Regions from separate parts of the Mus musculus genome. Here region 2 is linked to region 1. Evidence: chromatin contacts called from ENCODE Hi-C or POLR2A ChIA-PET data. All regions are on one chromosome and are shown on one strand. The core of a region is the stretch at or near the end of the contact, and the rest is flanking DNA. Distances in the headings are between cores, read along the strand shown. Region 1 holds the start of H2bc22 (H2B clustered histone 22). Region 2 holds the start of H2ac10 (H2A clustered histone 10).

Region 1 (3,257 bases), core at 35-2,534:
ATCCTTTCAAGAGCCTCATTCGGTACTGATGAGGAAAGACAGTTGCTGCACACGGGTCAAGAACCTGGACAGACCAGGCTTGCTGGAGTTTGCCTTTGTGCTAGACCAAATAGGTCAAATCCTGGATACCTTCCAAACGGCTTACATTCACTTTGCCATTAAGAGGTGGACTCTTTTCATGTTGCCAGTTTGCACATGTTTATCTTATAAGACTGCTCCTGTAAACTAGTTATGTATTCCAATATGGTTGAAAATCAATACAGGATGCTGTCATATGGTGACCTTAAGTACAAATTGCTGTTACTAGCTAACATTGAACTTTAGCTTTTGTAAATCAAAGACTGGCAGATAATAGCCTTTAAATATAATGGTTTTAAATTTGTAACCTATTTGCAACTCTGTAGCCACTTAGGGGAAAAGGTGGTGTTTTTATCTCTTTTCATTAAAAAAAGAATTGGACATGTTACCAAAATCACCTTGATAACTGAGGATCGGAGAAACAGATTCCTTCTATAGAAAGTAACAAAAAGTAGCAACCAATAAAGCTTAAGCTCCTTAAAAAGACAAATGTGTTAGCTCTGAAAAGAGCCTTTGTTTTTTAAATGATCAGGAAACAATTGTCTTATTTTCCCTTGGCCTTGTGGTGGCTCTCGGTCTTCTTCGGCAGCAGTACGGCCTGGATGTTGGGCAGGACGCCGCCCTGCGCGATGGTCACGCGGCCCAGCAGCTTGTTGAGCTCCTCGTCGTTGCGGATGGCCAGCTGCAGGTGGCGCGGGATGATGCGCGTCTTCTTGTTGTCGCGGGCCGCGTTGCCCGCCAGCTCCAGGATCTCGGCCGTCAGGTACTCCAGCACGGCCGCCAGGTACACCGGGGCGCCGGCGCCCACGCGCTCCGAGTAGTTGCCCTTGCGGAGCAGCCGGTGCACGCGGCCCACGGGGAACTGCAGGCCGGCCCGGGAGGAGCGGGTCTTGGCCTTGGCGCGAGCCTTGCCGCCCTGTTTGCCGCGTCCAGACATTCTAAACAAAAAGAAAGAACTGACAACTGCAAAGGCCAAAAGTGGAGGAGCTTGGCCTTTATAGGATTCTCCAAGCGCGAAAAAGAGCCTACGCGATTGGCTGGCTTCTTCTTTTCGTCTAGACCAATGGGAGGCGTTTATGCCGAAGCGTAGTTCCATTGGGCGCTACGCCATGAAAATTTGAAAATTTTAACCAATCAGAAATGTGTATCTCTAAGCCTCATTTGAATAACGCCTTATTAAAAAGCGAAGGGCTCACGGCGCAAGTTGTAGCGTGGTAGAGTTCCTGACCTAACATGCCTGAGCCTGTTAAGTCCGTTCCCGCCCCGAAGAAGGGCTCCAAGAAGGCCGTCACCAAGGCCCAAAAGAAGGATGGCAAGAAGCGCAAGCGCAGCCGCAAGGAGAGCTACTCGGTGTACGTGTACAAGGTGCTGAAGCAAGTGCACCCCGACACCGGCATCTCCTCCAAGGCCATGGGCATCATGAACTCGTTCGTGAACGACATCTTCGAGCGCATCGCGAGCGAGGCGTCCCGCCTGGCGCATTACAACAAGCGCTCGACCATCACGTCCCGGGAGATCCAGACGGCCGTGCGCCTGCTGCTGCCCGGGGAGCTGGCCAAGCACGCGGTGTCGGAGGGCACCAAGGCTGTCACCAAGTACACCAGCTCCAAGTGAGTTCGTCTGACTCACTCCAAACACAAAGGCTCTTTTCAGAGCCACCCACATTCTCAAAACAGAGATGGATTGCTTGTTAAGTGATTCTACCTTACTCGGACATATTAGTTACTATTTTTTAGGGTTAAGTAAGGGTTTTTGTCTTGAGGTTTTGTTTTGCATTTTTATTTTAATCCTAATATTGTTTTTCTGCCCCCAGCTCTCCTAGAATTCTCTGAAGTCAGGTTAACCTCTGAGATCGAGGGCTGATCTCTCTGTCCTGAGTACTTAGGTTAAGTTCCTGCACCCACACTGTCATTAACAATTGTTTCTAATTAGTATCCCAGAATCTATGAGGATTTCTTAGTTTAAATTTAGCCTGTCTTGTTAAGTGCTACCACCTAATGTCTCAAATCTGCTTTTGAACTCCTGCTGAGACGTCACAATAGATTCTGTTCAATAAGATACCTCATTGGAGCCCCGAGGTCTACATGATTCTCGCTGAAAACTTGAGATGTAGTCAGGCGCAGCTTAATTTGATTGGGTCCTGTTTTCTTGGTCGTTTGGTTTGAAGTTTTGTTTTCAGAATGAATTTCACTGGTTAGCAGTATATTCTCAAACTAATTCTAGCCAGGCTAACCTCCAGATTGGACATTCGGCCTCAGTTTCATAAATCGCTGGAATTACAGGCCTATACAACCAGACTTGTTCTTGCAAGGCCCCAGCTAAGCACCAAGGAAACAAAACTTTCCTCCGTTTTCCTAAGTGTATTCAACTTTTGTAAATTTCTTCTGTTCCACCTTCATTGTCTGCTGGTGTGGTGATGATTGGAATTAGATTGTGGGAGGAAAAAAACCTCAAAAGGATATTGATTGTTTGGGATTGTCCTGGAATTTTTCAGAGGATAAAATACTAAGTAAAGATTAAATCAAACCACTTTAAAGACGAAAAAGCCCTTTTTCTGTAAGTCCTCTAGGACAGTAAATGCAAATGGTGATGACTTAGGTGCGAATATGAACAGCTCAAAGTAGTTAAATATCAATGAGATTTTAGTGTGCCACTGCTAAAAGAAACATTAGCTGTGTATGACTTGTAAGGTCTTAATAAAGCCTAACCATTTTCCTTAATCATCTCCATTAATCTCTATAGAATCCTGTGGAACAAATTCTATTATCTTCCTTCCTTTTAAAGTTGAGGAAATTAAAATGATTGTACGGAAGCTGCAACATAAATAGAGGCTTGTCTGAGTGGAGACCGAAGTGTGAACTACCCTCCACAATATGATCCTGAAAAAGAAGTATTTAATACATTATAAAAATAAAGGTTTCAATCTATCCCATTATGTAATACAGTCTCTTCCATCCCTCCCCTTCCCCCGCCCCCGCCATATGAGTTTGGGGTTTGGGTTTTCCACGGAAGATTGGTACCTTTGGATCTTTGATTTTGTGTGTGCTCTGTAACAAGGCTTCACTAGAAAACCTCCTTCCTCAGCCTCACACTGCGCTTACAGGCTTGTTTTAGAGTTAGATGAAATTCAGACTGAATTCTTGTGAGGGAAAGTGAAGTTTTCTTGTCTCCTTTCACTG
Region 2 (3,524 bases), core at 581-3,080, 1.7 Mb after region 1:
GTCTAAGTGTATCTTCAGGAATTTGGTTTCAGCCAAGAGTGATAAGATTTTAGAGTACTGTACACCGAAAGTTTGGGGCTAAATGTCTCCAAAAACAAAACAAAACGAAAACAAAGAAACCCCCCAAAAGTCAAAAGAAAAACTCGACAGAAAAGATGCTTTTCTTCATGGCCAGCAATCTACTTGTATGATTATACTATGAAATCACAGAAATTCAGGGTGTTAATGTGATGTTTATTTAACACTTTGTGTGTGTTACTAGGTGAATGAACAGTTTACAGGATTTTGGGTCTCCTTCCACCGAGGGATCCAACTCAGCTTAACAGGTTTTGCAGAAATACTTTTCCTCATTGTTCAGCCTTCTGACTGTTTCTCGTCATCGTCATCATGATACCACCACCACTTTTTTTTCTTTTTCTTTTTTGAGACCGTGTTTCTCTGGGTAGCACTAGATGCCCTTGAACTCTGTGGACCCGGCTGGCCTCGAACTCCAGATATACCCTTGCCTCTGCCTCCCGAGTGCTGGGATTAAAGACCTACCCCAGCACCTCCTGTTTCTCATCTTTACTTTTAAAGATTAGGGTTTCTGTGGGTAAGCGAAAAGTATCATATACTAATGGAGGTTAAGAAGTTGTTTGAAGAAGAAAATAATCTGAGGCTTGAAAAGAGTAATCTGAACACAACATGTGTCAGCAACTGTTCTGAGTTCTGGAATTTATAAGTATGAATAATTTAAATGTATATGGGTGTTTGTGCACCATGTGCCCAAGAAGGCTAGAAGAGGGTGCTAGATCCCCTGAAACTGGGGTTTAAGGCAGTAGTGAGCCACTATGTATGTGCTGGGATGGGCCTCAGGTGCTCTGGAAAAGCAGCCAGTGCTCTTAATGAGTGAGTGAAGGGTTCCTTGTTCATTTTGTTGGAGTTTGCTCTCATTGAGGTGGGAACTACGGTAGGGGTTTGAGCTGAGAACAGGCAAGACCTGAGTTAAATGTCAAAACAATGAATATAGATGTTTGATGAAAACTAGTGTCAAGGAAAAGTAGTAAGGAGGCTTCTACAACTATTCAGTTTGCGGAGGACATTGGTTTGGATCAGTGGTCTGGGCTATGAAAAATAGGTTCTGTGTATGGTTTTGCAGGTTTAAGGTCTACCTTTAAACAATTTTAATTTTAATTTGACCAAAAATGGGACTATGGGCAATATTAAAAGTATTGAAGGTTGGAGCTAGAGGTGCCTTGATGGTAGTTTACTGCTTTTGCAGAGGACCAGAGTTCAGTGCTCACTATCTATTTGGGTGGCTCACACCAGTTCCAGAGGATCTATACATACAAAGACATGCACATACTTAAAAATAACTCTTTAAGAGAAAGTATTAAAATTAAGAGAACAGTTCTCTGTATAATTTTAAATATAGTCTTCAGCCTACTCAAATACTAGGCTGAATGCAACCCAGACGCTATTGTCTCACAAAGGAGCAAGTTTTCCCTTTTATTTAGTCTTTTCCTAATTAATTCTTGCTGTCCTTCTGGGCCTTAGTAACGGACTTCTTGGAGCCCTTCTTCAGGGCGGGAGCGGACTTGGCGGGCTCAGGCATAGTGAACAGAAAACAACACCAAGAAAAAAAAATATTAGCCCTTGTTGCAATTTAAATAAAGCTGTGGCTATCCTTTTAGAGTCCTGAAATATTATGCGTTAACTATCCAATCAAAACAAGGTTTTTTCATATACAAGCTACCATTGGTTTAGGTAAAACTCTATGTGTAGCCAACGAGATCACTCCGTTTTCGCGCCAGAAGTTGAGTATTAGAATGGTGCTGTGGCTGCATCATTATACGCTGAACAGATCCTGACAGCAAGGTACCTACAATGTCTGGACGCGGCAAACAGGGTGGCAAGGCTCGCGCCAAGGCCAAGACCCGCTCCTCCCGGGCCGGCCTGCAGTTCCCCGTGGGCCGCGTGCACCGGCTGCTCCGCAAGGGCAACTACTCGGAGCGCGTGGGCGCCGGCGCCCCGGTGTACCTGGCGGCCGTGCTGGAGTACCTGACGGCCGAGATCCTGGAGCTGGCGGGCAACGCGGCCCGCGACAACAAGAAGACGCGCATCATCCCGCGCCACCTGCAGCTGGCCATCCGCAACGACGAGGAGCTCAACAAGCTGTTGGGCCGCGTGACCATCGCGCAGGGCGGCGTCCTGCCCAACATCCAGGCCGTGCTGCTGCCCAAGAAGACCGAGAGCCACCATAAGCCCAAGGGAAAGTAAGCCAGTGAGCTAAGTTTTTTTTTTTTTTTTTTTTTTTTTTTAAACAAAACCCAAAGGCTCTTTTCAGAGCCACCACTTCTTCATATAAGAGTCTAGTAACATGGTTAATTTAGCTTGTGGAAAAACCTATATTAATGTTTCAAGCACAAAACCATAATTCTGGTAGGCTGAGGTAATTCTTAGGCAACTGCTTTGTCTTCCTCACGCAGAGAAATATTGGATGTAGCATAAACATAGATTTACACGTTGCACAAAACTTTTGGTCTTGCAGTCCTCTACATCTTCGTATTGCTCCGGAGAGGCAGCAGACATTCGGGGTTGGGAGAAAATACAAAGGGTCTTACGGAAATTGTTAGGCAAGTCTTTACAAAGTCGCAAGATTCAGGATACTTGACCTGTGGTTCCTGTTACATTACTGCTTGCTTTGTGTCACTTTAAACACTCCTGGAGCAAAGACGTAGTTCGGCTTGAGTCAAGGAAAAAGGACCTAGGTGCATATTTTACATATAGCAAACCTGGTCTCTTTTTCTTCCTCCTTGGTTGCCACCTCTTGATTTGACCTGTCTCAGACCTTGGGGCCAGGGAACTCACCCAAGAGCAGTTTCCCAATAAACCTCCCTTTGATATATTCAAATCTGGTTTGGATTGGCTCATTTCACCGGCTGAGAAATAACGTATCATGTGCAGTCTAGGCACAAGAAGCGGGAAAATAAAACCAAAGGCGGGTAGAGAACATATTTTCCAGAGTGGTTTGTGGATATCTAGGGTCATGAGATTTCAAATTCAAGATTTCTTTGCCTCAAATTCTTTAAGCGACTCGATACAAGGATGGAAACATAAATTTAAGAAAGCTCGGGTGTGCCAGACTAAAACATGAGTGTAGCAGTCTGTACTAGCAGGAGACTGTGTGCAGGAGTTAACCAATCGGGTGTGCAGGAGTTAACCAATCACCACTTGAATTCCTCAGCCAATAGTACTACTGCGCGGGACACTTGAAAAGCAGACACGCCTATCAGGATGCTTCTCGGTGGGAAGGAGGGGTACGAGCGCGGGTACGTGTGTTGCGCGTGTGCGAACGCAAGCGTACTTAAAGGCCAAAGTGCGCTACTTAGGTATCTCACTTTTCCCTACGGTTACTTGCCATGGCTCGTACTAAGCAGACCGCTCGCAAGTCTACCGGCGGCAAGGCCCCGCGCAAGCAGCTGGCCACCAAGGCCGCCCGCAAGAGCGCCCCGGCCACCGGCGGCGTGAAGAAGCCTCACCGC

What was found. Hi-C counts contacts between places; a loop is a spot of excess contacts on that map. ChIA-PET counts read pairs that join two places held with the same protein, here RNA polymerase II (POLR2A).
Region 2: a map of T-helper 17 cell shows a loop between it and region 1 (5-fold over the local background). The contact joins the promoter of H2ac10 here to the promoter of H2bc22 in region 1. A Hi-C loop is called at or near these places in 1 of 37 maps with a recorded cell type or tissue (T-helper 17 cell). POLR2A ChIA-PET finds 5 or more read pairs at or near these places in 1 of 5 experiments (Patski).

The regions. Positions count from the first base shown.
Region 1 is chr13:21,786,204-21,789,460 of GRCm38, forward strand. H2bc22 (H2B clustered histone 22) reads left to right here and starts at 1,285. Exons shown (of 2, transcript NM_178202.2): 1 at 1,285-1,688; 2 at 2,821-3,010. The coding sequence starts at 1,312. The coding sequence ends at 2,860. It overlaps H2ac22 (H2A clustered histone 22), which reads right to left and starts at 1,045. Exons shown (of 1, transcript NM_178184.3): 1 at 571-1,045. The coding sequence starts at 1,015. The coding sequence ends at 623.
Region 2 is chr13:23,532,045-23,535,568 of GRCm38, forward strand. It overlaps H2ac10 (H2A clustered histone 10), which reads left to right and starts at 1,831. Exons shown (of 1, transcript NM_175661.3): 1 at 1,831-2,334. The coding sequence starts at 1,867. The coding sequence ends at 2,259. It overlaps H3c8 (H3 clustered histone 8), which reads left to right and starts at 3,374. Exons shown (of 1, transcript NM_145073.2): 1 at 3,374-3,524. The coding sequence starts at 3,402.